Linked DNA regions of Homo sapiens: region 2 is linked to region 1. The links are chromatin loops, found by intact Hi-C in ENCODE. Cell type or tissue: PC-3. All regions are shown on one strand. Links, peaks and the distances in the headings refer to the core of each region. The heading gives the core; the rest is flanking DNA. Region 1 overlaps ERC2 (ELKS/RAB6-interacting/CAST family member 2). Region 2 overlaps ERC2 (ELKS/RAB6-interacting/CAST family member 2).

Region 1 (15,725 bases), core at 4,647-12,646:
AGACACCTGCCCGATTATGGCTTTCTTCTCCTGCCCTTTCAGTAGTGATTTGCAGAAACAGGCTGGGAGAAAGGGGTCTTTGGTAAACACGGAGGGGTTAAAGGGGAAACTGTTTAATAACAGTAGTAAAACGCAGGCTATTTTTGACATCTGGGTTAATGTCCATTATGTTCCATGTGCTTTCCAAATGTGTGCAGTGTGCCCCCAGGTACAAAAACAGACACCCATTCACGACGGCTTCAGATGCCCCTAACACGCTGCACGTGGTGCCCACATAAAAGGCAAGCCCCTGATAGACTAATTAACAACGGTTGGAGGAGAAGAGCTGCTCCTTCTGGGGGCAGCGGGCATCCTGCAGAACAGCTCCATGAAGCCACTCTGCTCACAGGAAAACCCAATAGAGTCGTTTCTGCTAAAAAAAAAAAAACAAACAAAAAACCAAAACTATAACTACATCTGTGTTATTACTTAACATCTTTAAAAACGGGGTGGAATGGGTTTCCCGTTTTCCTCATGAAGATTTATTTATTATTGTTGTGATCAAAGTGGCAACAAATTATGTTAAATCATTTAATTTTCTTGATAGAAGCAACCACCTTGAAACCATAATTCAAAAAATATGAGTGGAGAGCAACATTTTACCTTGAGAGTGGACTCCTACAGCTCCACGGGGCAATAAAATGTAACACTTCAGAACCCAAAGGGCTGGGGGCTGGGATGGGGGTGGGGCGGGGCCAGCCCTGTGCTCAGAATTGCACACTGCTGTTAGGGATGACGGAGTTTGCTGGGAGGAGGCAGTGGAGGGACTTGGTATTTCAACTTTGGTTTCTGTGCACGGGGTATAACTCATCCATAACGTTTTAAATGAAGGGATTCAAATGAATATAGGCTGTGTACATCAAAATGGCAGCACAGACTGCTATGTCTCCGTAGGATTTATTTTTGTCATTATTATTGTGGTCAGAATTATTAACAGGTACCATTTGTTGCGTGCTATCTGCCACCACCCTCTGTGTTTTGCATTAATTATCTGAAACCAGCTCGATAGCACTGAGGTACTGATGCAGTTGGTTAATAGCCCCTCATGCAGATGAGGAAACGAAAGCTTAGAAGAACTGGATGCTTTTGGTAAAATTCCCCAGCTCCCTGGGGCCTCATTTGAATCCAGGTCTTTTGGACTCCAGCGACCATTCTCTCCAGAGACCACTGCCTCCTTGAGGCAAGCATTTCCTAAACCTGTCTTTTGTGTCCTACTTTTCCCATTTTTGTAACCTCTCCACAATACCTGTGATATGTAACTAACATTTTTTTAAAAATTATCTAAAAACTGGCCGGGTGCAATGGCTCACGCCTGTAACCTCAGCACTTCGGGAGGCAGAGGCGGGCGGATCACTTGAGTCCAGGAGTTCAAGACCAGCCTAGCCAACATGGTGAAACCCCGTCTCCACTAAAAATACAAAAATTAGCCAGGCGTAATGGCGGGCACCTGTAATCCCAGCTACTAGGGAAGCTGTGGCAGGAGAATCGCTTGAACCAGGAAGGTGGAGGTGGAGGTTGCAGTGAGCCAAGATTGTGCCACTACACTCCAGCCTGGGTGACGGAGTAAGACTCCGTCTCAAAAAAAAAAAAAAAAAAAAAAAATTATCAAAAACCTAAATGTTTCCTTTTTAAAGAAATATTTATTTTGCTGCCATAATAGAACCATTATCTGTCTAATATGCACTATGATAATTGCATGGCTATTAAAGTAAAAGTGCTTGTTCACAGAACACCTAAAACTATCTCCTGGATATGCTCTCCTTGCCTTCAATCAGCCTTGCCTGCAAGATGGTTCCCAGCGCCCAGCCATGGCCTTCTCCCCACTGGCAGAACCAGGCACGAGTCGGCTGGTCTTGCATATACTCTGGCCACCGGCCAGCCCCAGCACCACCCTAGTCTACATTTTGGGCTTTTGTCTTCTCAAGGGCAGAAAGCAGTGAAATAAAAGATCAGATATCTGCCATTTAACACAAGCATTAGGTACTCTATGCACTTTTTAAAGCATTGGTTGAGTAGAAATGTATTTGATTGTTTTTCCTCAAAAGAATACCTTCTTTAACAGGAGAGACTGCCCATGGCCAAAGGTCTTTGTCACTCTACTCCAAGGTTTCTCCATCTTGGTACTACGGCCATGTGGGGCTGGATGATTCTTTGCTGTGGGGGCTGCCCTGTGCATGGTAGGATGTTTAGCAGCATGCCAAGCCACTGCCCACTAGATGCCAGCAGCACTGCCCCTCTCCCAGTCATGCAATCAAAAATGTCTCAGGACATGGCCAAATATCCCTGGGAGATAAAATTGCTCCACTTGACAACCACTGGCCTAGTCAATTGTTACTGTACACAATTGGTTGACTGTGCTGTTTTAAGCAGTGATATGTTGGTAGATATGTACAGTATATGCATACATGCATCTACCAACCTATATAAGATATGAACACTTTTGGAGAAATAAAGATTAATTTCTAAGCTGCTTTCATATTATTTCAGAAACAGTTGCATAGATTGAAAAGTCCTGTGGAAATAGGTAGGTACAACCTCAGTAATAAAAATAATGAAAATGTACAACTTTTCTGACATAAAAACAGAAATGCTACAATCCTGAGATAGCGAGACACCTAAGACACTTGCTGAGTTAAGTGAAAAGGTGAAATCTAGTTTAAATTTATAGCATTCCTTCAGTGTCCCTCTAGGAGTTTGGCATTTTGCCAAGCTTCCTTGTTAAAAATTTGTTAAACGTGTTTGGCATTAATGCAAACACAAAGTGGTCATTTGTTACAAATTCTATTGGAATGCATTCATTTAAGGCAATGAAGTAGTTACTAGAAAAGAAAAAAAAAGTTCATTAAGTACATTTTAAAAATACAATGATGTATGCAGTGTGTAACTGTGGCGCCCTGGTGGCTATATAAATCGCTGACAGAATAACCACACGTTGTGTTTAGTTTGAAATTGGAATCTTTTAAACACAACCGATAGAACAAAAACTGGTTTTGTTTGTTGTCAAAACTAATGATAGTCTTTCTTTTCTGAACTAGTTAAAATAACCAAAGGTTTGGAATACAATTTCTAACATCTCAAATCAGTGTAACATACAGGTTAAAAGAATGCTTTGGGAATCTTTGCGGGTGCCACTACTGACATCAGAGATGGGGGCTGATCCAACAAACAGAACACCTGCACTCTGGAAAGAGGGGGATGTCCGAGTCATCCTGGAGAACCCCACTTGGGTAGCGCCGGTACCTCTGCTCTCTGAGCTGCCTGAGGTTATTAGGTTACCTGCAGAGGGAAAACTGTGGCTTTCATCACAGAGACAATGGTATCCTATGAACAAATATCCTAAGCCTGTGTCTAGAACTCCCACTCCCTGTCCTGCCCTAAACTGTTCACACAAAGGAATTATTGCTGAGTAATAGTGATTCCTGAGCTTGCTGAAGAAACAGTTCTGAAGCTCAGCTCCATGAGAAAGGGGATACTTGACATCATCTGAAATGTAGCCCTGCCACATGGCTGGCTATGGATGTTAATGTGGAATACCTCATCCCAGGGCCCATTGATGCTGGCTAAAAATCATTGTTAAAGGTGAATGAAAAAACTCACCATTTCCAAGAAGTATTCAGAAATGATTTACTACTTTCTTCTTCCCTTTCTCTCTCACACGCTGACATATTTAATACTTAGTACCATGAAAGTGTCCAGATAATAGAATTCCAGTGGTCCTGAGACCCTGGGACCAGATCAAATTCCCATGGCTCCCAAACTTCCTTATATTGATCTCTTCTGCCATCTGGGTTTGATATTATCTAGGCTGCCCTTGAAGCAGATGGATCCAGGATCTCTTGATCCCAATCTCTGGAAACATTCTCCTAGTTAAGGGTAAATTTAGGCTGGACATCATGGTTCATGCCTGTAATCCCAGAGCTTTGGGAGACTGAGGTGGGTGGATTGCTTGCCCAGGAGTTTGAAACCAGCCTGGGAAACATGACGAAACCAGCCTGGGAAACACGACAAAACCTCATCTTTACAAGAAATACAAAAAATTACCCAGGTGTGGTGGCAGGTGCCTGTAGTCCCAGCTACTTGGTAGGCTAAGGTGGGAGGATTGATTGAGCCCAGGAGGTCAAGGCTGCAGTGAGCCATGATTATGCCACTGCACCCCAGCCTGGGTGATAGAGTGAGACCCAGTCTCCAAAAAAAAAGGAAAAAAAAGGATAAAATTAGACAAAACCTTGCACCCTGTATGTGGCCTGGAAAAGTTTACCGTACCCTTCACAAATGCCAAACAGGCTCAAGAAACAAAAAGGCAGCCAGGCGCAGTGGCACACACCTGTAATCCTAGCACTTTGGGAGGGCAAGGGGGACAGATGGCCTGAGAGCCTGGCCAACGTGGTGAAACCCTGTCTCTACTAAAAATAAAAAAATTAGCCGGGCATGGTGGCAGGTGCCTGTAATCCCAGCTACTCAGGAGGGTGAGGCATGAGAATTGTTTGAACCCAGGAGGCCGAGGTTGCAGTGAGCCGAGATCGTGCCACTGCACTCCAGCCTGGGAGACAGTGAGACTCTGTCTCAAAAAAAAAAAAAAAAAAATCTAAGAAGAGAGAAAATACTTATCTCCAGAAGCAACAAGAACACATGATAGGAAAGGGAGAAACACACCTTGAATACTGTGGAACACATCTTGGTTTTGTGTGGCCTAAAGTTCGTACCATTTTAGAGGCCTTCTTTCAGAAAAAGAATACATAAATAATTGACTATTTCAAGCTTGATAAAAAGATACGGCCTTGTGAACATTTCACTGGGGCACCTCCCAGGGCCTTGGAAAAGTCAGCTTACCTGAGGTGCTCCAAACGTAAGCTCCATTATCTTCATGATAATAAGCCCTGTTATCTTATTTTTGAGATGGCATTTTCAAATTCCAATGAAAATAAAGTAAAACACTGTTAAAAAGCCCTTTACTGAAAAGAACTTGGTTTTAAGATGAGCCTGCCATAGCATATACAAGTCACAGGAAGACATCTCCCTAAACTGGATCTTAAGAAAGCTGTCATGTTCGGGAAAGAGATGCCCCCTCCTAGAAAAGGAGCCAGAGAGAGGCATTCTGGAGAATTTGAAACATGAAGGAACAATTTGATATCTCAAGTTTACTGACCAGAAGTGGCTCCAATGACAAGTGTTTACAACAGGATCTTCATAGAGCCAATAATGGCAATTAGTCTCCAGGATTTGAAGGCGCCCTTCCCGCCTCACTGAGGTGGAATGCCATTTACTCTTGGGCTGGTGACTAATTAGGGGTCTCGTTTGAAGATCAAGGTTTTGCGATTCCTGCTTCTTAATAACATGGTTTGCCTGTCGGCCACCTGGGTCCAGGCGAGACCTCCCTTTCCCTCTCCCCACACAGCAAGCACTGCCTTAGGCCAGAGCAAGTGTGGGCAGGAAACCACAGATCCAGCCTTTTGAGCAATTTAACCTCTTCACCGCCAAGATCCTACAACCCAGTGCTTGATTCAGCTGTGCAAAAATGGAGGCATTTGACCTTGTTTCTCAGGCAGGGCTGAAGGCTTGCCTGTGGTGCAAAGAAACCACCTTGGAGGTGAAATGCTATGCAGCATACTTTCTTGGAGAAGAAGAGAGAGAGAAAGACTCCACTTTTCCAGGTGAGTAGCTCATCAAGAGGCTGTCTGCATTTGCTTCAGGCTGGGCCATTTCCAGAACGCCTAATAGAAGTGACTGGCAAAAGAAGGGGGTAGGCAGAGCCCTGATGTAACTGCTCATGAGACCAAAGAGGCTGAGGTGCCTGCATCTTCAGACATCTTGCCAGGACCCCGTGGCCTTGCTATGTGAGGCTGGGCTGGGGCTACACTTTCTAAGACATGGTGGGGGAGAAGCCAAAACAGCAGGAAAAGTAAGCTGCAAAGAATTAAGCTTGTAACAACTTGGGCAAAGCACAAACAGTGACTGAGGTTGCTCCTTTGGCTGTTGACACACGCTGGCCTGGGTCGGTTGTGGTCACTAAACCCATTAGCGTTCCAATGTGGCAACAGCTAATGCAGCAAGTTCAATGTGTTTTTGTTTAATTTCTAAATGCTGGGTGTATGCCTGCAAGGATGGCCTGCTGAAGACAGACAACTCCACTGCCATAAACACAGTCATCATTGTCAGTGATCTGAAATTCATTTTTTAAACTATTTATTTCTTGGCAGATAGGGGCTAAATGGAGTTTTGCATTTCATGAACTATTTTTTAACTTCAACTTGCTACACACTTCTATGTGTTTTCTAAGCAACCACCAATTCAGAGTTTCCCCGCAACAAAAGGAAATAGTCTTCTCTGGGGGGAGGGGACCATTTTTGGTAGGGGAGAAGGGAAAAGGGAAACATAAACACAAACCAGCAACCAGCTGGGTGAAGTCAGGCCTTTTAACGATATGCTGCCTCTCTGGGCCCTAATCCTCACCTGCAAACAAAGGAACAGGAAGAATGCTACCTCGTTTTGGTCTGCAGAGTTGAAAGTGAAGTGGGTTCTTAAATGAGATACAAAGGCAGATTCAGTCTGGATTTTATATTGTCTTCAATCTTTGTTTATGAAAACTACAGGAATCCTTCCTTCCTTTCTCCTTTCCTTCCCACCCTCCCTTGCCCAACAGACCACCTTAAAGGGAAACAATAACATTCCCCTCCAAAGAATGAGGAGTTTGAGAAAAGCAAGCAGAGGTTATTTCAGTGGGAATCTGAGGCCAGTCACATTTGCACAGTGCCAAAAAGCAGACATACTCTCTGGTTTGAACTTATATTTAAATCCCATGCCAAAGCCTGCCCTTGTAGGTCTGCATGAAGCACAAGGGCCCAGGGCTGAAACCCTTGGTCTCCCATCTCCAGCTCCCACTCAGGGATATAAGTGAACTCTGTAAATGTCTCCACGTGTAACTGGGAGAGCTGTAACAATGGGCCTCCAAGATGGGCCCATTCTCCCATCTGTTATGGGGCTTCCAGCTATCATACATGTTTCCAACTTAGATGTAGACGTACCCTGAGAGGGAATTTCTGTGCTGCTTTTGTCCCTGGTCACTTTGAAGATTAAAGAGAGGAAAATGTGTTTTCATAATATGTGAACTGGCTGGAAGTTTCCCTATTAAATCCCAAAGTCCTGGCAGGCAGGGTTCAGGCTTAACTCCTCTAAGACTGGGTTGGCATCCAGGACTGAAGGCTAGGAAATGCCTTTGGGCAGACCTGGGCCAGAGACCAAGGGACTGGGGCATGACAAAGTGGTCACCTGAGGCATAATGCCAGTGGGTTCCGGGGGCACCCTTGAAGCCACTGCCAAAGCCCAATGCAGCAGGACTGCAGAGTCCCCTGGAAGACCCATGGATATACCAGTGGCCTCAGCTTTGCTACGGAGAACTTGCTTGGGAGCTAGTCCCTTGAGTGATATTGCAAAACTCTACAGAGATGTATGAAATTCCTGATCCGGGGTGCCAATCCATGAACAGAGATTCCTACTGCTGGAGGAGGCACATGGCTGGGTCTTCCTTCAGAGCTTTTGCATAGGTGTTCCCTCTCACTTGGGCACTTTCCCCATCATCCTTTATCTGGCTACCTTCTGCTTATCCTTGGATGTCAGCTTCAATACCACTTCTTCAGGGGAGCCTTCCTGACTTCCCTTCCTGGTCCAATCCTCTTGCCAAACACCGTCTTGACAATTTCTCCCCCCTCTCCCCATATGCACTCCTGCTTCTGGGCAACTTGGCATCAGACATTTGTGTTAGGATCTGATTAATGCCTGACTGCATCCTAGGCTGCGTTCATGAGGACAGGCTATGTGTGTCTTGCTCACTGAAGTGTTTCTTGTGTTCCTGCCACACAGTGGGCATGCAATAAATATTGAAGTAGGTGAAGAAGAGAGCTAACTAAGTTCATTGATGGTAACACACATTTATCAAATGCTGACTGTGTGCCAGGAATAGCCCCAAATGCTTCTGCAGCAGTGATTTTCAACCTCAGCACTACTGACATTTTGGACTAGATAATTTGTTGCTGCCATAAGCACTAAAAGTGAGAGCCGGAGACAGGGCCTAACAGGAGCTTCGTATGTGTAGACTACCTATTACTCCTTCCCCTTTCCATTTTGCTGACTTCAGGTAAGTCACTTAACCTCTCTGAGCCTCAGTTTTCTCATCTCCAAAGTGAAGATAGTAACTCTAACCTCTCCAGGTGGTTGAGAACATAAAACAAAATGAACTCTGCCTATAAAGTCCCTTACTAATGGCTGGCATATAACAGGAGTGCAATGAGAAGTAGTCCTTATTATCTCCCCCTCTATACTCGCCCATACAGCAGAGAGCTGGGCAATAGGACCAGCTTGATCCTGAGTGCAGAAATAACCACAGTGGGGTGTTCATGCCCAGGTTATGTATGGGCTTGGTCATCTTCATGAAAAGATGTGTGCACAGTAAAGAGAGAACACATCACTGGGGCCAGGAAGGAACAGTGGTAGAAGGAACCCCAAGCTTCCCCAAAACTGCAAATTCCCTGCCTCCAACCTGGGGCACCTCTGGCAGCCAGCCACGTTGGCAGCCTCGTACTTTCTCTTGGGCTCTTCCTGTTGGCATAGCCCACCCTGTTTTACAAAGCTCCAGTGGTTTTTTTTTTTTTTTTTTTTCATGGCTCCAGCTGTTAGATAAACTTTCAAGGATATTTCTGTGGCAGGTACAAACCTGGACAGGAAGACTTGGGAAGAAATCCTAAATTAATTATATGTCAACATTTAAGCCACAAGAAGGAGCAGTTGTCATAAATTTTTGGAAGGTTAAAATCCAATTTTAGTTGTAAATGTGAGCAAGCTCACTGACTCACTTGTGAACGGGTGCCAACAAAATGATATATTTTACATTCTTTCACAGCTTGTTTTGGCTAAACACAATGAAAAAAGAGAGAGAGAGAGGAATTACAGTTTTTATTCTTCAGTGGGCTGAGGTGTTCAATCATGCACAAAAGCTACATGTGCCAAAGCAGAAGAAATTAGCTGAGTTTATCCATATTTTTGGGTGCCTTCCACCTTTATAGAGAAAGGAAATGGAGCTGAAAACTCAAAAGACGGCCACAGGTACCGCAGTTGGTCATCGTTAGTGCTGATGGCCCAAGGCTGGACATTCCTGATGACAAATCAAGACTCCTCCAGGAACTACCCTCATGGTTTATCCTCAGTCCTGACCAAACCCTGGCACACTAACAATTTCTAAAGCATCATTTCTCTGAGTATTGGCTTGGGTTGAATGCAATGGTAGGGTGTCAAGAGCAGGAAGGCAGAAGAATTTCCTTTAATTTTCACAAAATTAGGAAGGTGGCTGGGATACAGTTATAATTTTTGCCTATTTTCTCATTCATTCATGCATTCATTCAGTTCTTCAATTCAACAAGCAATCATTTTTGCCAGCCATGGGCCAGGACTGGGGATTTGAGGGGGAGTAGGACATAAACCCTAATCTGGGAGACTTGCAGCCAGGTCAGGGGCACAGATGGGTAAGAAGACAACTGAAATACAATGTGATGTGTGAGTTCATGGGGGCCCAGGATGCCCCGAGACACCTCATATGGTGTCAGAGAGGGCCAGCAAACATTCCTCATAGAAGATGACTTCCAGGTTGAGATGTGAGGGGTGGTGAGTAGGAGCTACCGAGTGGAAGAGGGAAGAGAGGAACCATCTGAGCAGAAAGCAGCATGTGGTAAGGCCTGAAATAGAGCCAGGCCAAAGCTGACCCAGTGAACCTCAAGCACCAAGGACACAACATGGAATGGGAAGGGGGGAGTAGCAGAGTCAGGGCAGAGATGCAAGCAAGGCCAGGCCACGTGGGACTTTATGGCTACATTAAGGAGACTAGATGCTGCCTTCAGGCAGTGGGACACCATGGAAGGGGAGTGACCTGGCCAGATGTGTGACTTCAGGGCAAAGTGGAAGCTGGGTGGAGGCAGGTGGGGACTACATAACCTTTCCTTAAGGGAAGAACAATTCCTTGGGTGGTGTCAGTTGAACTCTGTCCCCTAAAAAGATATTTTCAAGTCCTAACCGCTAGTAAATGTGAATGTGACCTTGTTTGGAAATAGGGTCTTTGCAGATATATTTGAATTAAGATAAGGTTATACTGAATTAGGATAGGCCTTAATCCAATGACTGGTGTTCTTAGAAGAGGAAAAATTGGACACAGAGACACAGAATACATACAGGGAGAAGGCCATGGGGTGATGGAAGCAGAGGGTGGAGCAATGCATCTATAAACCAAGGAATGCCAAGGGTACCAGCAACCACCAGAAGCTCGGAAGAGGCAAGGAAGGGTCTCCCCTAGAGGCTTCGAAGAGGGAATGGCCCTGCCAGCACCTTGATTTTGGACTTCTGGCCTCCAGAACCATGAAAGAATAAATTTCTGTTGTTTTAAGCCAACCAGTTTGTGGTACTTTGTTACAGAACCCCTAGGAAACTAATACAGGAGTCATGGTGGAGTTCTGCTGCACTGCTCCCAATAAAACTGAAACTCCAGGCAGCCTTGGTGCTGAAACCATGGGGGTCCATTTGGGAGAGGGTCATCTGAGATCCAAGAAGCATCTCCTCTTGCTTCTGTCTCCCTTTGACCTGGTTGAGCAACTTGTGCTCAAAGGCCCGCGTCGTGGCTCTCCCAAGGGTGGCTGTCCGTGAGAGAGTTAGCACCAAAAGTCAATATTTGTCCACAGGCAACAGTTGTGTTTGCACTATGAAAGCCCCAACAGGTTTTTTCAGAGATTTCAATTGGCCATGAAGTAACTCTGTCCCAAGGAAACCCCTGAAGATGAGCCAGGAGGGACAAAAGTCCCAAACAGTAGGCTCTGGCAGGCAGCATCACAGGAAGCACGAGGGGACTCGTCCCCGGGCCAGGGTCTTCACGGGGCCTTGGTGCACAATCGCTGTGCTTGTGCTGCTGCTGGGGTTGGACTTCCTCATGCAGCTCAGCCAAAGCCTCCTGGCCCTCCCTTGGTGCTGATCAGCTGTTCCCAGCTGGAAGCAGCAATGTCATCCTCTTCCCAGGACTCCAGCTGACACAGCTGATGGGTCTGCAGGCCAGCAGGAGCACACGTGTCTCCACACCTCCTTTGGGAGGAAGGGATGTCCTGGCCACCCCAGTTCTGGCCTGGATGGGGGCAGGAGAGTCAGGAAGTATCCACATGGCTATTCAGTGCCTAGCACAGTGCCTGGCACTAGGAGGTTCTTAATAAATGAATCAGTGAATGAATGAAGACCTTGGGCTCTTTAATCCAACTGAATTTGAGTCCAATCGTGGCTTAGCCCATGATTAGCTATGCAACCTTGAACAAGAAACTGCACTTTTCTGGGCCTCCACTGCCCCATCTGTCAGACGGAGATAGTAAAAATATCTAAAGCATAGAGGTGTTGAGAGAAATAGCATAGACCAGACATGTTAGTGCTTAGTGGGGGGCCTCACAGTCTTAAGGGCTCAATAAATATTAGTCAATATGACTATCATTTTTATTGTGGAGTTGTATGCCAGTGTAAAAGAAGTGTTCATATTTGCCAGCTCTAGACTTGGGGGAAAAGGATGAGAGAAGAGAACGTAGCGAAATCCTCTTAAGACTCCAGTTCACAAACCCTTTGCTATTACCTTGATCTCAACTGACCGTCATGACAACTCTGTGACATAGGGCAAGGGTTGTCATCTCCACTTCTGATAAGAGAATCTGAAGTTCAGGGCAATTAAGTAACTTAGGCAAACACTTTTCAGTGATAAGTAGCAGAGCAAAACCCCAACCCAGAAGTCTTCCCATGACATCACAACAAAGTACAGAGGCATGCCATACCTCCTCCTGGAATGAATGAATGAATGAGAAACTCAATCGCAAAATGATTCTCAGGTATAGGTGGGAAAGAAAATAAGAGCTAAAAACTATAGGATGGAAGCATCAGAGACTTGGGCACTATTTCATGCGTGGGTTTGGGCAGTCAACTCCCCTTTTCTGATCTCTGTCTCTCAATCTCTTCTAGTTCTCAAATCCTAGGAGGAGGCAATAGGGTAGAGTCAGGGTAGAGTCAGAGGCCACTCCTCAGCTGTGATTTAATGTCCTGAGCCTCAGTTTCCTTACCTGTCCAATAAAGATAGTAACACCCCACAGGCTTCCTTGGAGGATCAGGGGTAATATGTACATGAAAGGGCTTCATAAGCAGCACTGATATTAAAAAGGATGAAGCAAAATATGATGGCAGATTGGAAAAAAGAACCTGAAGGAAATGGCCCAAGATAAAAATGCATTAATATTAACCAACAGGTTCCTTTAGAACAACAAAGCAATGAAACAATAATTTTAGAGAAACAAAACCCTGCCTAGGAACAGCCTGCCAGAGGGAGCGGAAATGAAGGCACAACCAAGTGGCCCTTGGCTTACCTATCTGGAAAATAACAAGATGAAAAAGATTCTTTGTAAACTAATATTTGTAAAAGCCCCACTGGGCTTTCTGCCTGCACAGACTGCCTATTATCTTGGCAAAGGATGAAAACAAGTGAATTCTTATTTAAAATGAGTATGAAGCAAATTCAGGTAAATGTTATCGGCATCATCATGAGCTGCCATTCGCTGAATACCTACTATGTGCTGGGCACTGAGCCAGGGACTGTGCATAGATACTTTATTTGACAAAAAAAAAAATTTTAGCACTCTCACAAGGCAGGCATAATATTCAATCATTCATATATTCATAAATGTTCATGTTTCTTTGTTCAACAGATATTTCTTGAGCATCCATTGTGTGCAGGTATGGTACTGTCTGGTACAGACACAAGGATAAACAAGGTCTAGTCCTTTTCTGTAAGACAAGTCATTTCTGACTTGTTGAGATTATTCTTTATTTAAGAATTCCTTGTGGGGTCTGCTCTATGAATTACAGGATGTTTAGCAACATCCCTGGCCTCCACCCACTCAGATGCCAGTAGTACCCTAGTTTGATAACGAAAAATGTCTCCAGACCTTGCCAAATGTCCCTGGGGGTGGGGAGGGATATGGGGATGGGGTTGCTCCCGGTTGAGAACTGCTGACTTAGATCTTAATTTCCACATCTTTTAAGATGAAGACAGTGGATCTCAGAGAGGCTAAATCCAAGGTTGCAATCAAGTATGGGATTCTGCCATATGAAGCAGAAACCAGAGCTGACCTTTGAAGTTGATAGGGTTTTGTTTCTGCATGTTGAGTTCCAGGAGATGGGAGTCCCCAGGCCATAGCCCTGGGATTCTGTCTCATTTACTATCAATGCATATCCACCCTTCAAGTCTACCTTTGGATTCTTTTTTTCTCTCCAAATCTGCCAAATCTTAACCATCATAAACATTTAATTATTGAAAGTTGAAGGAAACTCTAGCTAATCCACATTCTGAACCCAAGACATCCCTGCATATTGCTATGAATGTGAGTCAATTTTCCAGTGAGCTCCTGGATTGACTATGGAGCACAGTTCACGTTTTGACTCCTTAAACAGTAAGTCAGTGAGGGTGTACGGAAACTCTTAGAGGAAAGAGAACTGGGATTATTACATTCCCAAAATATCTTGGAATTTTTAAACTTCAAAGTTGTATTGCAGTTCCAAGAGTAGCCTAACCTTTACAAAGGTTACTTTGCAAATATATGCAAGATAAAGAATTCCCTGGAAGAATGTCCACCAGGATCCTAAGCCTACATTTATATTTAATTTATAATCACCCTGAAAAAAATGGGTTCCTCTTTCAAGGAGCTCGCATTACCCTTGGACTGACATTGTGCAAAGGAGTGACAGGTGCAATTTACGTGAATAATCACCATAATCAGCCACACTTAAGAACAAACCAGAGACGTGCTCTTCAGGGGGAGAAACTGCTGCATCACACAGTCAACTACTGCTCCCTCAAATGGTGCCCAGGCCACTGGCTGCTATTGACAATCAAATGCAGAAGACACAGGAGAAGTAATATGGCTGACTACTGTGATTCAAGTACTCTGGCCTGGGAGACCTGAGTTCTAGTCCCAATATTGCCAAACTCATTGTATGGTCTGGAAGACTTTTTCTTCACTGGGCCTCAGTTTCCCCATTTTCAAGATTAGGTCATTGGTCTAGATGGAATAAAGGCTCCTCTTTATTCTCTTCCTAAAGCAAGAGGAATAAAGGATTCCTCTTTGGAGATGATGTCACTGGTAGCAGTAATATCTCACAGTAGGCATTTCATGAATGAATGAATCAACAAATGAGTGGAGTTTTCCTGCAACTGCAATGCTGAGCTGCCTCTGCCATCTTATTTAATTCAAAACCAAGGATACCTTATTCTGGGGAATAAATGATGTTTAGGTTTATGAAAACCATGCTATGGACCAGGGATTGGTAAGATAGCAAAGGGCCAGACAGTAAATGTGCTAGGCTTTGCAGGTCTTATGATCCTGTCACAGCTACTCAATTCTGCAATCGTGGCAGGAAAGCAGTCACAGACAATAAGTACATGAATGGGTGTGGCTGTGATCCAGTAAAACAAAAACAGGAGGCAGGCTGGATTTGGCTGTGGGCTGCAGTCGGCTGGCTCCTGGTATGGCTTGAAACGTCTGACCTGACATGTTCTCTCCATCTTGATCAGTCCCTGGTGCTCAGGGCCTGGAGAGCAGCACAGCAGCTTCCCAAGATATCTGCAATAATTATAGCCCCATCTCTCCCTCAGCTCATCTCCTATGGTTGGAGCCTACAAAAATCTCCCTGCGAGAACCTCCTTTTCAGCTCAGGAACAAGTATCTCCAAGATTATTGGCATCAAAAGCCATACTTTCTCCATGCGTTAGGCTGGGGCCTCAAGAGCTGGGAAATCAGAAGGAAGAAATGGTTGGAAATAGAGCACCTGTGCACAGGAACTTGGCCCACCACTGTCACTTGCTCATCACTGGGAAATCAAATCCAAGTGTTAAGTGTTACGAAGCCTAATTATTACAAGCAGCAGTCAGAGGTGGGGGTGGGCATCCCCCCTCCACCAGAACACCTTTCCATCTCACACAGGAGCACGGTTTGGATTCTAACAGGACTATGAAGGAATAATTTGATCGGGAGGTCATCGCACAGGGCTCCAGAGCCCAACTGACCTTTTGAAGTCTGCTCAGGGAACCTCATTATGTTGCATTTTGGAGTCGATCCCTTCTCTGATTTTTTTCCAAGTCTTTTTGCCCTTTCATTCCTTTGATGGTTAGATTTTTGCTTGATAGAGAGGCACAGGCTGAGGGGAGGGAGAGCCATGGAAGGAACCAGGAGGAAAGACTTGATTATTAAGTGAATGATCCACTCTAGGGGCCTTGGCCTGCTACTCCTTGGGCTTGACTTGCTGGCTAGGATGTCTTTAAGGAGCTGTAATTCTCCAGAAGGCAAGACTCCCATTGGTTACCAACACAATTTGGAATGAATTGATGCAACCCTCAAGTCACAAGCAGGAGCCCTTGCCAAAGCAAGCACAGTTTCCCTTCTTGTAAAGCAGTAATTGGGAGTAACTTCTAGGAAAAGGAAGCTGATCCTTCCCCATGACAAGCCACCCCTCCCTTGCCCCTGAACATTAATGTGTTTGCTCAGCCCACTGTCTGCCCCTGATGTGCATTTGTGTCCTTGCTGCCATTTTTCATGCTAATGACTCCTGACTTCCTGCTAGCAGAATGTCAGAGCACAGAG
Region 2 (15,725 bases), core at 2,543-10,542, 220 kb after region 1:
TAAAATCTTTTTAATAAAATTACATTTAAAGCCACTCACCAACCTTAAATTAATATTCATATAAAATAATCTAGTTTGCTCTTTGTAACCTTCTCCTTATTGTATTTTTGTTTTATTTTGTTTTGCTTTTGGCTAACAAATCTATTTTTATAGATATTGGCATTATATAATCATAGAACTCTAAATAAAATTAGTGTAACTAAGATTATCTATATTTTGAAACCCTCATTTAAATACTGGCCATAAACTAATGATATTTTCCCCAAAAATACCTTGATTGAGATCTACATTCAATAATTCTAGTCCATTTAAATCAAAGGGTCATTAGTATAAGATAAAAAGGTATATAAAACTAGAGAAATAAGAACATTTCATACTTCAGGATATTTGGCAAGGTATTCTGAATATGTTAAGGCTTATCTGGCTATTACCTATTTGTATAGATTTGGCAGGCCTAGAATTAAACTAAATCTTAATTCCAGGCTAACAGAGCCATTGAATTTGGTTTTTGAAGCAAGAAGTTTTTAAAACTGAGTTAAAATACCTCTTTCTTAAGCTAATAGAATTTAGCTAAGACAGGTTGAACATCCCAAATCCAAAAACCCCAAATCCAAAGTACTCCAAAATCCTAGATGCTTTGAGCACCAACAGGACATTCAAAGACAATGCTCATTGCAGCGTTCTGGATTTTTGGATTTGAGACACTCAGTTGGTAAGTGTAATACAAATATTCCAAAATCTGAAAAAAATATGAAATCTGAAATACTTCTGGTCCCAAGCATTCCAGATGAGGGATACTCAACCTGTAATTTAAATCACTGTGAGCTAATTATGTATAGTTATGGGTTTTCATTATCCCTGCCTTAAAGGTCAGATTTGTTTTGAGGATGGGTATACTGAATATAATTTTATAAAAACGAATTTCATTTTGCTATCCCTACGTCAGATTCTACACTTTCACAGTTCCCATGAGCCAATTTGCTGATACATTGGCAGAAATCACCTACCAAGAAAATCACATTGAAATAGATTAGGAAGCTTACATTAAATATCCTTGCTTTTTTTTTTCTCGCGGCAAATTTTGGTCCAGCCATTGAAAAACTGGAAAAACTAAAATACCACCAGTTCTGATGCACCACTTTTTTTTAAAGGCTCAAGTTTAAAGAGTATACCAGTGACAAGACACTTGGATATAAACCGGAAACAGAAAAATCATTATTTTCCCCAATGAAAGCATTACCTTCTAGAATCAAGACCAGATTTATATTGCTTCAGAAATTATTACTGTCCCATCAACCTGAAGAGAGTTCCATAAGCCTGAAATCATGTTCAATCTATCCCTTTTGCCTTTTTACAGACAACACGGAAAGTACATATATGCCCATTCTTAGACAGTTAGTAGGTTTAAGTATATACCAAAGGCTTGCAAAATTATCTTGAGAACATTGCCATCCTCAAGTACCAATTACTAAGGTGATCTGTCTATGCCCCAAAATGTAGCTTAAAATATGAAAAGGAAGCCCACATATACTAGGAAGGAAGATAAGATAATGTGAAGAGAAATAAATCTATAAAAGTCTGCTGAATGCCAAGCTAAGAAAGTGTATCATAGACAGCATTTTATCAACGTGCAGCCTAAACAAATGTCAAGGGGAATAATTTCTTTAACAAATATGGGCAACAATAGAGGAAAAAAGGGGGAAATTCTGTGCCCTGTCATACATTTAGTCAGGATTAACAGTGGATAAAAATATGTGCAAGAACACATTTAATAACCCTAAACTGTCATTCAGTGTGTAGGAGGTAGTCAAGATACAGCTAATAAAACACCAAAAAAAATGGTTTTAGCCACCCTGAAAAAAAAAAAAACAAAACCTTCCATGGAATAAAACAAAACAGGGCTGAAGGGCATCTCCTGCCAAGATAAATGCCTTCTTTTGAGTGTCGCCTGTGGCTAGCCCTCACAAAGAGAGTTCCAGGATCCTCTGATGGTAATACATGGCTACCTCACTTATCACAGTCCATTTAAAAGGGAGCTTTGTAAACATTTCTACTTCACTCCCCATTGCTGTCGTTCTATTAATGATGATTTGAGCTCTGAAAGAGGATCTAAAATTAATTTCAGGAGTTGCAAATGAGGCAGGCCAATTAGGAACTATTACAAATTGGATTTGGGAAGAAGCATTAACACATTGTTTCTTGTGGGTTCTTGTTTTAGTTAGCTGACCCATCTTTAGGAATGCATTCAATTACAAAAGCAGATGCTTAAAAAATGCATTCCATTAAGAATGTTTGGATAATGACATATAAGAGAAAGCCTACATTATGTATGGTGCTTAGCCCAGGCAGTCATGTTCTAATCATATTGTGGGGGGAAAAAGTCCGCTCAATCAACTTTTCTCAGCTAATTACTATTTTCTTTCCCTCATGACCCTGAATATTCAACTGTAAGTTCAGTAGGAGGTGACTTCAGACAGATGGTGACGAAAGATCCTATTCAAAACAGCCTCTCTCTCACCCTTGGGGTGAGGGTTGGGTGGAGATAGATGTTCATTTGCCTAAATTTTAAAAGCTGTGTTTTCAAATGGCATCTTGAGAAAGAAAAGTTCTTTGATATCAATTAATATCAACCCTACCCACCAGCAGAATGATGTATGATATATGCAGAAGGGGCCATGCAGAAAGCAAAGCAGCTCACATGAGGTGGGGCCCACAGGGTGAGATATATTTGAACAAGCATGAGTTTCAGTAAGGACAAAGAACAGACCAGATTCGTAAAGGCCAGGCTTTGGCAGCCCAGACTTCTTAATGTGGTTTGCTCCCTGTTGCCCACCTAAAACTGACCTCAAAAAAATAGTTTACTCCAATTACGGAGAATTCTGTCTTTGAAACCTAATAGCACATGACTGGAATTTCCTAACACGGGGGCCATGGAGTCTTGTGGAAGTTCTTTACTCTAAGCACCAGCTTCTACCCTGTTCCTTGCTCAGTGCATGAGCCAGGGAGGTGGCTGGCCCATCCGGCGGTTCCTCCAGTTTCTCCAACTGGACCAGAACACTCTCAAGTGCCAACGTCATGTGCTTCAGGGCACTAAGAGGGCAAATGCCAGCATCATTTGGCATCCTGCTACAAATCAGTAAGTCTGAAGCCAACTGATTTTCCCACATAGAAAAGGTCCAAGGCCAGAGGAGGAGTGCCAGGAAGAGCTATTCCCCCTATTCTAAATGTTTCTCTTGAATCCTGTCCTTCTAGAGAATTGATAAAAAGGCAATGAAGGATGGGAGGGACCATTGTCCCAGGTCTTGGCAGTGGACATGTGTGAGGCATTGCTCATTACTATGTGCCTGATCCACCAAAAAAAAAAAAAAAAAAAAGAAACAAGAAAAAAAGAAAATACTTCTTTTGAGCACTTTAGCCTATTATGATTTTTTAAAAAACATACCCACACAAATGAAATATTACTCAAGTTTTTAAGAGGAGGAGGTACTGATCTTTATTTAGTGCTGGGGCTTTGGAAGCAAATGTACCTGAGTTTGAATCTCAGGGATAACCTTTTGACTGTGGCCCTGGGTAAGTTACTCACTGTCTCTGAAACTTCAAGTTCCTCATAAATAACCTAAGATGGACAATCATAACTCTCTCTTGGATTGAGGTAGGAGAATATGGTGGAGGCAGGGAACCGAAGGCCATTTCACTCCAACTTCCTAGAACTAAATTAAAAGGAAAACCCTAATTTTCCATGCCTAAGTAACAAAAGGACCAAAGGTTACTCCGTTTGCAAACTCCCACCTTTTCTGCATGGCAGATGGGAAGTTGGCTGTCTGCAACCAATCAGACTGATTGCCAGCCCAGTCTTCATTTGCATAGAAGTGCAACTTTGTGGCCAGGCATGGTGGATCATGCCTGTAATCCCAGCACTTTGGGAGGCCGAGGTGGGTGTATCACCTGAGGTCAGGAGTTCGAGACCAACCTGGCCAACATGGTGAAACCCCATCTCTACTAAAAATACAAAAAATTAGCTGGGCGTGGTAGCGGACACCTGTAATCTCAGCTACTCAGGAGGCTGACACAGGAGAATCACTGGAACCCAGCAGGGGGAGGTTGCAGTGAGAGGAGGTTGAGATCACACCACTGCACTCCAGCCTGGGCAACAAGAGGGAAACTCCATCTCAAAAACAAAAACAAATATGAAAAAAACAAAAAGCAAAACAAACAAACAAAAAGAAGTGCAACTTTGTAACTTCACCTTAGCCTCTGATTGGTTGCAACCAATCAGATGTTTGCACAGGAATGTGACCTTTGTAACTTCACTTCAGGCTCTGATTGGTTGCTTTCAGACCGATTGCGGGCCACCGCTTCATTTACATGAGGTGAGCACCAAGTGGTCAATGGGAAACTTCTAGGAGGTATTTGAACCTGAGAAGATTCTGTATCCAGGCCCTGTAGCCACTGCTTGGGCCTGCTCCCACCCTGTGGAGTGTACTTTCATTTTCAATAAATCCCTGCTTTCATTCTTTTGTTGCTTTATTCTTTCCTTGCTTTGCTTTGTGTTTTGTCCAATTCTTTGTTCAAAACTCCAAGAACCTGGACAACTTGCAGTCAAGACCCTCTACCGGTAACCGGATCATCGTGAGAATTAAGGGATCACGCATGTAAAGATTTTGTTCAGTGCCTGAGATGACCACACAAGAAATGCTAGCATTTGCTTATTAAATGACACAGACCCCACCAAAGTTAAAGATTCAAAGGTTTTGCATTACTTTCTATGAGCTCCCCTTTATAGTGAATATATCTAAACATGCTCACTGGTCTCTTACTTTCAAGACAAACTTTCAGAGAGGCCTTTAAAATTGGTTTCTGTTAAGCTGCACATTTGACTTTCATGAGTTGACATCTGCTCCATAAACAGACATAAAGAAGAAAACAGACTTTGGAGAGGAGTCTGCTGACCACAGAAGAGTTGCATCCCAGACAAGCCAGGCTTGACTTGGTCTATAACTGTCCAATATCATTCCATCCAAATTGATAGGAAAGGCCACGTGGGAAATAGGCAAGACATGATGTCACATAGTTTAAGAAACTGAGAAATGGAAATGTGTTCTGAAAGGCGACTTTTAAAAAGTCAAAGTCAAGTGCAAAATCAAACAAATTCAAAATAAAAGATTCTTCCATTGGAAAAAAATATTTTAAAAAATTGGTAAATCTAGGAAGCAGGGAGGGTGAGTGAAATGAAGGGACTTCCATGACATACTGCAATACCCTCTGTTAGTGGTAATGTTAGATGATGGTGCTTGGTCATTCTTGTTATTCCCGTTCAGTAATAAGAAAGCCTCTCTGTTGACCATTCAATTCTGCCAAGGTAGCTTTCTATGTGAAATACACCTAACCAGAATCTCTGGCAGGTTATAGATGAGTGATAATGAGAAAACCAAATACATCTGGACTTCACTGCAGGACAGAGCTTTGTCCAGTATCTGCCTAAACTAAACCTATTGTCCATGGGTGATCAGTTACTGTCAAGAGACTGTCGTATTGCATTAACTTTTTGGTTGGAAATGAGTAACTACCAGAAAATAGGTCACTGACATCAAGGCTTAGCCCCCATAGCATCCAATCAATTATTTTTTTCTTATTGGTGAAGTGAGGTTATGTGTGTGTATATATGTAAGTCTCTCTAAAAACAATATGTTTTAATTTCGCCTCTATTGTATATTTAAAGCTGCTAATATTTATTTCTCAGTCTTTGCACAGAGCAGCAAATTGTCCGCCTACATCTTGAACTACATATTTCCCTTCTTAATTTGAATATTTTGTGTTAAATCAAACCTTCCATTGTTTATGTTTACATGGAATAGAACATTCCCACAGGCTAAATTGTAATACAAAACAAAACAGATCGTCATGCCATTGCTGTGAGAAGAATATGTGCAGAAGGGGGCACATTCTGGAATTCTGTTAGCGCAACATTCAAATAAAATTGAATTAAGGTTCTGTGGAGTGGATTTTTTTTTTTAAATGAAGTCTTGCTCTGTCACCCAGGCTGGAGTGCAGTGGCATCATCTCGGCTCACTGCATCCTCTGCCTCCCGGGTTCAAGCGATTCTCCTGCCTCAGCCTCCCGAGTAGCTGAGATTACAGGCATGCACCACCATGCCCAGTTAATTTTTGTAGTTTTAGTAGAGACGGGGTTTCACCATGTTATCCAGGCTGGTCTCGAACTCCCGACCTCAGGTGATCCGCCCACCTCAGGTGATCGGCCTCCCAAAGTGCTGAGATTACAGGCATGAGCCACTGCACCCAGCCTGGAGTGGATCTTTGTAGAGAGAAAAACATAAAAGTGAGTTTATTGGAGGCAGCTCCTTTGAGAGAGTTTTAATTCATGAGAAGGGAAAAGGCAGTTGTGCTTCTGCAAAGGAGAAGGAAACACAGGGTGGCATGTCTGTGTGTGCTGCAGGTGATGGTGGTAGCCAGGCAAAGGGCAGGTTTCTGCGAGGGGCAGGAAGGTCTGATCCCTTCTGGGAGAGGGGCTAAACAGATTCCCATCTGTTTATCAAAGCTGTTGATTCAATGTTAATCAAAGCTGTTCTCCCTTGTTGTGCCTGCCACAGAGCTGGACAGCAATTCAAGACAACCTAGAGGAGACATTTTGGGAGGGTGAAGGAAACTGATGGCTTTTAAGGCATCCTCAAAGATGCTCAAAGATGCAATTCTTCATGTAAATGTCTAAATTACTTTGTGAAGTCTGGATTTTAGGTCTGCCATCTTGTGGCCATTGCAATAAATATTGCCCTTTTCAATTTTTTTCTGTAGTTACATCTCTAATAATCTATATTCAGAAAAGGTACCAGAAAGAATGCTTATTTAAAAAAATAAACATTACACATGGGAGAGAGATCCATGATTCAGGGGGAGCTAGGACATTTCATATTCAAATCCCCATTCTGCTGACATTTTTCATTCTTTGACTAAAGTCTAGTTTCAAATAATTAGCTATCAAATTATCATTTAATACAGGATTGGGACTACTAAGAAGTCAGTTAAGAGGTGACAGGGAAGTTTTAGGTGCCTGTTTTTTTTTTAAAGAGGTCATTTAATGGACACAGAGTTTCTTCCAAATGAATGACAGTCTCAGCATTTCTGTACTTGCCATACATTTGCTAAGAGAACACCCAGAATAAAATAGATTGTCAAACCAAAGGGGGCTTCATACCTGAAAACTAAGGGAAATTGCTTTTCTGGAAATAACTGAAAGTCCAAATGAGTGAGATTAGAAATACTTTATTCCACGCCGTAAGGAAAAGAAATGAGACAAAATTTATAATAGTTCTGTGTTGGGAAGAAATGGTTAAAACGCCACTATGAAAACACACTAAGCCTATCTAATGCACACTCATTAATCATGATCTTGTTGATTGTGTCAACAGAACAGAAAGCAAATACATGTGGCCATTGCCTTTGCAAAGTTTCACCAATGCATCACAGCCTTCAAATGAAGAGGAGGCACAAGAGCATACTCAATGACCACAAATTAATTTCAGAGCCCAAGTTACAGAAGTATAGAACTATGCGTCTACATACATACACCTGAAGCCTTGCACTGCTAAGCAACGGTTCAAAAGACAGGCCAAACAAAGAGCTGCAAGACTCAGCTTATGTATTCCTAAATTATAAAAAGTTATATTTGTTAGTTACCTGAAATTTCTGGACTCATGAATACAATTTGTGGGATGCTACTGGAGTGCTCCTTCCCAGAGTTTGAAGGAACCTGAAACCAGACAGCAGCTGCAGAAGGAAAGGGTCTGGTAAACTACCTGGAGGAGCTCCACATCTGGAAAGAATCGCAAGGGAGCCAGCCCAAGAAACAATGGTATAGAAAGCAGTCTCAGATTTACAGGATGGGTGGCCTTGTGGCTCACAGAAGTGAAATTTCCACCCTGGGAGGAGCGATTACTGGAAGCAGGAACATTTCAGATATGAAATTATGAACTCCAACCTGAAGCAGCTAAACTGAATATGTTCCTCTAGGGTGGCTATTTACTGGCCACATAAGCAAAAATAAACCATCCAGGTGGTCAGAGGCAGTTCATCAATTTCTCCAACTCATTCACCACATATTTACTGAGTGACCACTGTGTACCACGTACCAGGGATGAATGGGGACAAGCAAGACAGAAACCATCCCTGCTTCTCTAACAGCAGAACTCAGAGACTGCTACCACAGCAGAACCCAGAGATTGCTACCACAGCAGAACCCAGAGATTGTCCACAGTCATGAGACAGACAGACCCTGTGATGATGCCACCAGACACAAAGAAACACCCTTCTATTACCATCATGAGCAAATGCTGGATCATCAGCAATACCGTGCAAAGAAGATATCCCTGAATCCTGTTTCCCAATTCAAATGCTGGGCAAAGAATCCATGTGGCATTTCCCTCTGCATGTATCAAATACTAGGATAATCAATTCAAAAGCTCCCTCCCAGCCCATCCTCTTCATCCCGAATGCCTAGTATAATCCAGTTGCAATCAGAAGCTCAAAATAAACAAATAAACAGAAACATGAAACCTCATAGTCATAGCTACTAGGCCGAATAATACGAAGTTCAAGTTCACTTTTTTATGGGTCAGAAACAATTGAATATCAGAAATTTTGTATGGTTCAACCCAATAGTCTTCCAAAATACAAGGAGTTTTATTGGTTTCTTTGTTTGCTTACAACACATGCCCATAGATCATTTTAAATCTTTATAATTTTATATCCTCAGAGATGTAAAAGGTTGAGGTAATTCCCTCTCCACAATATTCAACATACACCCAAGACTGACCACTAGAGGTAATTAACCCAGTCTGCAGAAGGCCTTTTGCACAAATTGGAGGTGGGGGAAGGAGGCCTAGGAACCCAGAGAAGTGACAGAACTCAGTCCTGTAAAAGAGGCCCCCAGGCCTGGAAAACCACTTAGTGAGAAAACATCCTGGTGACCAGACTCCAACCTGACACTGACTACCACTCCCTGCAATACCGATCTGTTGAATGCTGAGATCAGACCATCTATCTCCCTGGACAACCTTGAGGCTTCCCAGCTCCACTGACCAACAACAAAGCACCCCTGCTTAGATTTGAACTTCAAGGCATGGGACATAAGGCAGGGGTCAAGGAAGAATGGGGCTGGAGAACCCTTAAGGTGAGAGGTGAGGCCAGCTGGACTTCCTGGGTTGAGTGGGGACTTGGGGAACTTTTCTGACAAGAGGATTGTAAAAAGCACCAATCAGGAACTTTTCTGTCTCACAAGAGGATTGTAAAATGCACCAATCAGTGCTCTGTAAAATGCACCAATCAGCGCTCTATAAAACGCACCAATCAGTGCTCTGTGAAACACACCAATCAGCAGGATTCTAAAAGTAGCCAATTGCAGGGAGGATTGAAAAACGGGCACTCCGATAGGACAGAAACAGAACATGGGCGGGGACAATAAGGGAATAAAATCTGGCCACCCCAGCCAGCAGCGGCAACCCACTTGGGTCCCCTTCCACGCTGTGGAAGCTTTGTCCCTTCACTCTTCACAATAAACCTTGCTACTGCCCACTCTTTGGATCAGTGCCATCTTTAAGAGTTGTAACACTCACTGCGAAGGTCTACGACTTCATTCTTGAAGTCGGTGAGACCACGAACCCACCAGCAGGAGCCAACTCCGGACACAAAGGGATTCAAGATCCCATTGAAGAGGGGCATAATGAAAAGATATCTTTAAGGATGACTGCATACCTATAGGTGGTGGCTTAAAAGAGCAGTCTAATGTTGTTAACCAGTGTCTTAATTTCTACCATTTTCAAAGAGAATTTACTATGGACAGAATACGATGCTACGTGTTATGAAGGATCAGCAATGGGTAAGGCTTGCAAACTGATCTGGTAAAGAAAAAGACTTAAATTATATAAAGACTTAAATAATAAAATAAAAGATAAATAATAGTTTATTAACATCTTCATTGTTAAGATACAGGATAAGAAATTGTTAATAATTATTATTTTGATTACTATATGTATAAGCAAGGCATAAGTAAAGTACGTTGTTTCATTTAGTCTGCTCAAAATAGCCTTCCAAGAGAAAGTTTTATTACACCCCTTGTAAAGTTGAGTAAACTGAGACTGTAATATTTAAGGTTGTCCAAGGTCCCATTGCTTTTAAAAGGAGAACTGGAATTTGTATCCAAGTCTGTGATGTTAAAGACTAAACTTGGCCCTTTCAATTCTTGGTTGCAGGAAGGAAGAAATGTCCCTTTGGTCCGGGATGATGGGGGCAGGCTTCACAGAGGATAAGGGTGACAGCTGAGTATGAAGGGAGGGTAGGAATGGAAGGGCTCTGGAAGGAAAAGAGTGGCTTCCAGATGGGGTAAGTGTCTGATTGAGAGTTGAGATGATTCAGTCGATTAAAATTCTCTTTTGCTTACTTATGCCTGTTCCTAGTTGCATAACTTTCAAGGATGCTAGAATACCACCACCAAGGAAGAAATGTGGTCAAATAAAGAATGCCTTAAGTGCCAACGGAAAGACTGGTTTGGCCAGTGCTGACGTTTTCACGCATGCCCGCATGCACACATGAGGATGTAGGAACATTATGTGTAAGTTGTTTTCTGGGGAACAGCAGCTTTTTATTGTGACATTCAGTAATGTCCTTTCTAATGTTTGGAATTAAAATGACCCTTTCTCAAATGATGATGATAATAGTTAACACTTGAATAGTCTTATTTAATAGCTTAATTAGGTTAGCAAGCATATGTTGTTGGCAAAAAATATTTTTTCCTATGATTGGTCCATGACTTCCACGGTCTGGAAAACATTCACGTGATTGCTGCATGTTACTATCAGGGTATGTGTGAGGAACATCCTCTTCTGTTCTGCATAGGTAAGGGCTTTCCTTGTGAAAAGTGTTTGGCACTTCCAAGCTGGCTGCCTTATAAATGCCATGTTGAACCCAAATTGTTTGTACTGAGTGACCGTCCCTTTGCCAATGTCTGTTTCCAATATGGTATCTTTAGGATATAAGTGGAGAATAATCTCTTTATTTCACAAATAGGCCCCATCAGACAAGAGCTCGAGCTCCAGGTCCTTCTAGGGGTCTTCAGTGACCACAGAAGGAAAGAAAAGCTGAGTTGGTCAATGCCAATCTTTAGGAAAATTATTTCTAAAGGTGGCAAGAAGGGCCTAGTGTAAAATATGACATACTCTGCCTCTCTTTCGTTTGTTCATTTTGTTGGATTTTAGCACAATATGTATATATATATTGGTGGAATATGAATGTGGGAGTAATCAGCAACAGAGAAGACTTGGGAACATGGTAGTTATCCCTTCAATTATCTGCTAGAGTAACATAGATGAGGCTTGCTCCAGGGGCACCCTAAGATTTGAACTAGGACTTAAGGATGAAAGTCACAAGTAGGTAAGGCTGAGGCCAAGTTAGTAACAGGAGCAACTCTGGCTAAGTCAGAGCTGTCAGCAATGGCCTGGGCTCCCTCATACCCATCTCTGACAGTGTTGGTACAAACAACAGAAGGCAATGTCGAGAAAATCCCAGGGAAATAATTCTAACAATGGAGGAATGATGTGACTAAACACATGCTTTGGTTGGGTTTATTTGGATTGCAAGCAAAAGAAACTAATTCTGGCTAACTTAGCAAAAAGAGGAAGTGTTAGAGGGATACTTGAATAAACTGAGGAAAAGAAAAGAGCTAACAAGTGAGCTTTAGGAGGGTCAGTGAGAAAGTTGCTCCAGTACCCTCAGTAGCAGGAAATCCTAAACCTTTCTTCAGAAGACCTACTGTTTACAGAATAACTTTGTTACAACCTCCAGGCTTAATGGAAAAAGAGTAATGTTTGACCTTCCTGGAAAGAAAATCTGTTAGCCCCACCTAGGTCAATCAGTTATGGCCTGATTTCCCCATCACTAGAAACACACCCTAAATAATGGGATCACACCAAAAGAAAAAGGGACAGCTATGAGCTGAGGGTCATCCTAATTGGCAGCTCTCTAATGATCTTACAGCTAAGGGGTCTATTTCTATGGTGTGCTGGAGCTGGCTGCTAGCTAGCGAGAGTCAATTATGTGCATCTCCTTCCAACTGACAAGGGTCAGCCTGTACCTTGGCCATGGTAGAAGTATTTACACGATGGAAATTGGCAATCACTACCAATCAGGGATTTTGTTTTTTCTATTGACCTGGTTTACCAGCGCTCTATTGGCCTGTTTCAAGATAATTGAACAGTTTTGCCAAGACTGCTGAACAAGGGACAGGCCATAGAGCCTACAATAGGAAATACATAGCTAACACACACCAGCACATTTTCTGTGCCAAAGACTATACCATTCTAAGTCCTTTATGTGTACTAACTCATTTGAGCTGCACAACAATCTAATGAGGAAGGTGCCATTATGTTCCCATTTGACAGATAAGAAAAGAGAGGCAGAAAGGAGTGAATTAACTTACTCAAGTTTACATGGCTAGTAGATGGCAAAGTAGAGATTCGAACCCGGGTATTTATAATTTTATGTCTCAAAATAAAATAGATTATGTCTAGCATTGTTCTAAGTTGAGATACTCTTGACACAGAAAAAACAGATTCACTTTGAATCAAGTGAGAAGTTGGCTGAATTCCGATAAGAGGACCACCCCCTCAGTCACAATGCTGCCGTCAGTAAGAGCAGCCGACCGCAGCTCTACAACTGGTGCTCGGATGTTTATTTCATTTGATTGTATATTTATTTCATTTCTAGGGATGCCCAAGGACTGAAGCCAAATCACAAAGTTGCTAACCAAGTCCATGGGGAAGAGAGAGACTCACAATGCACACTGCTGGAACTCCCCAAGTGGGTGACAGCAATACTTCAGAACTCGGTGGGCAGAGCAGATCACATGGTTGCTCCTGGATGGGCTGTGATTTCTCAATTCCAGTGAGAAAGGGGAGAGAAGTCTGAACCTTCAACATACTTCCCCCCAATCCCACTGCCAATACTATAAGGCATAGAAAACAGAAAACAGGGGTAACATAGAAAGACAGTCATCCAATTTTATATATGTGCCTTTGACAAGTCACTTGACTTTACGTATCTTAGCTGTGGGAATCTATAAAATAAAAATGATATTACCTACCCCCGAGGTCACTAAGAGGTTCACAGAAGATCCCCCACAGGAAAGCATCTGGAAAACTGCAAAACCCCACAGGAATGGTGGGCATTACTATCAGGGGCATCCCTACTCACAAAGCTGTGGCCCCCTGGGACCCAAATGGTGATGGTGCAATTGGATTCATTTGAAACACTAGCTGGTATGGACACACCATGTGCTAGGCACTGCTTCTATTGACTAAGCCAAACTCATCAAGTTGGTGTAAAATCACCAGTCCGAATGGCTAATGGGAATTTCACTGGGGCAAACATAAATTCACGAACGGAAAACGACTATCTGGAGGAGGCACAAAAGAGTTTTCCTTTTCCAGTGGTTCATTGAGAGATCTGACAATAATCCATTGGCAAGAAAGAGAATGGCTGCTTCTAAATAAACTTAAACAATGATCAGTTTTTCTAAATGCACCAAACTTGCAATTAATATTTGTTGAATCAATGAATGGGATTCCACAAATCTGGGTTTAAATTCTGGTTCTGCACCACTGCCATTGGTGTGATTTTGGGAAAGCTAATTAACTCTTTGAATCTCAGTTTCTTCATCTGTAAAATGAGAATCCTAATACACTTATGAGGTATTATATAAGATAAATATGTAAACCATTTAGCACATTTAGTTGGTTGTATAACAAGCAGTTATTATTATTATAAATGCAAGCTATAGTTATTTTTTACCATTACTATGAGTGTGGTTCATTAAGTTATTATCGGCTACAAGATAAATATGTTCAAATCACCGATCTCTACAGATAAGAAAACTATTTTTTTTTTTGAGAAAACTATTTAAAAAACCAGGAGAGAAAATATTTTATTTTCTGTTTTCTGTACTTTTATCTACAGATTCAATACATTTCTAGTGTTTACCATGGTATCACAATTCCACTGCCACAGGCTTAAGCAGATGTAAATTGGAGAGGGAAAATTAATTTTTCAGATAAATGCAAAAAGAACTGCATTATAAAAATGACAGTGTAACTAAGACATTTCTACTCTAGATTTTGGCTTCCTTTTCTTTAATCACCTAGCAGGATTCTTTTGGATATCCAAACTCAATATTTCAACGGCTCTTCAGAGCCAAAAAGCTTTCTGCAAAGGATTAAAGAAGTAGCAAAATGTCATTATAAATATGAATTTAATTTGCTTGAGAAAAAAACCCTGCGTGGCTATGACAGTTATCCATTCTTACATAAAAAAAAAAATTTAAATCTCACAAGAGTAATAGAAAAATATCAATGAACTGCTATGATCAAATAAATGAAAGTCCTATCAATTTATTTGTAGTTTCTCTTTGAACTACAAATAACAGATGCTAAATATCTTCCTTTGTCCATTAAAGAAGTCTGAGATTCTTAGGTTTTTCTATCCTAAACAGCGCAACATGAGCCATGACAATTCTTCACTGAAACTGAATTAATTTAGCTTTTAGCTTAAAAAAGCTAAAGTATCTATAACCCATAAGCTGTACTAATATAGCAAAATAACTGTATTGTATTCTTAAGTGACAGCTGCATTCTTTAGGTCATTCCTTAGTTAAACAAAAGTGGAGGTGGGGAAGGAGACACAGCAATTGTCCTGATATGGAGGCACAAATTAATCTCCATTTTTATACTTAAAAAGTAATTATAAATAAAATGCTCACAGTCCTAGTGATTGGCTATTCATCTTCTTTTTTTTTTTTCATCTTAGCCATTTCCTCAAAGATCCATCTGCACTTCATTTATTTATTTCCCCCATAAAGAGGGATTATAACTCTCTTATCCCAAATTTGAAATACTGGTTTGTCTGTAAATATGGAAGCCTAGAAGAAACCACAGTAATTGGTGCTTTTAGCTGCCCACTTAATCTTGCTTAAGTTACCAGCATTCACGATGAGGAATGACCGAGAGGCACAGGTTGAGTAACTACCAGGATGGCAAATGCAGGGGATGAGGTTAATAAAGATTATTGTCAGGAACCTCAGTGATACTCCAAAGCATGAGAACCAACAAATCACAAATTAAGAGCACTTGCTAACTAGAAGCAAGGTGACAGCCAACTGCGGTAGTTAAGGCATTATTGCTTCTGTAAACGCTAAGCTCAAGTATAAAGTAGACATGTAATCTTCAACTCCCCGAACACCCCAATTTGGCCACTAAAGATGCTGTTTTACATTTCCAAACATTTTCCCCTGTCACTACTTTTTATACTTCAGTTCTCAGGTTGTAAGTATTTGTTACTTGCAAAGCAGCCCCCTTTGAACACTGAATCATGGGAGGCATTTGTAACTAACTGCCAATGCTGCCTGCCAAACAAAAACTCCCTGCTGGTGACATGACCACCTAGTGACCTCTAAAAATGTTGTAACAATGTGAAAAATAGCTCCCTCTTGTAGGAAACAGCAATTTTTTAAATTAAACGTACATCGAACGTTCGCTTATATACAGATAAATGGTGTTCAGAGTCACCTTCTCTGTTTCCAATTTCAATCTTTTGAAACCCAGCCCAAACCTAAATAAATAAATGTTGATACTAAGAAGAAACTAAGAGCTCAAGAGCCTTGTGATTTTG

Evidence for each region. A loop is a pair of places that touch in the nucleus more often than their neighbours do. Peaks named below come from ENCODE experiments on the same cell type or tissue, not always from the same donor. Only the 100,000 strongest peaks of a DNase experiment are listed, where the experiment ranks them.
Region 2: a loop joins it to region 1, with 11 times the contacts of the local background. A loop is called at or near these places in 1 of 110 quality-filtered maps.

Annotation. Positions count from the first base shown.
Region 1 is chr3:55,515,830-55,531,554 of GRCh38, forward strand. All of the region lies in intron 17 of ERC2 (ELKS/RAB6-interacting/CAST family member 2), which reads right to left. Among named protein-coding and RNA genes, the nearest start is that of WNT5A-AS1, 36 kb to the left of the region's middle. RefSeq lists an enhancer at 3,672-4,173. In PC-3, for the core only: a CTCF peak has its summit at 8,770; DNase peaks (open chromatin) are centred at 8,882 and 9,182; H3K4me3 peaks cover 891 bases; H3K27ac peaks cover 3,123 bases.
Region 2 is chr3:55,740,240-55,755,964 of GRCh38, forward strand. All of the region lies in intron 14 of ERC2 (ELKS/RAB6-interacting/CAST family member 2), which reads right to left. Among named protein-coding and RNA genes, the nearest start is that of ERC2-IT1, 89 kb to the left of the region's middle. In PC-3, for the core only: a CTCF peak has its summit at 6,771 (motif pointing left); a DNase peak (open chromatin) is centred at 10,512; H3K27ac peaks cover 414 bases.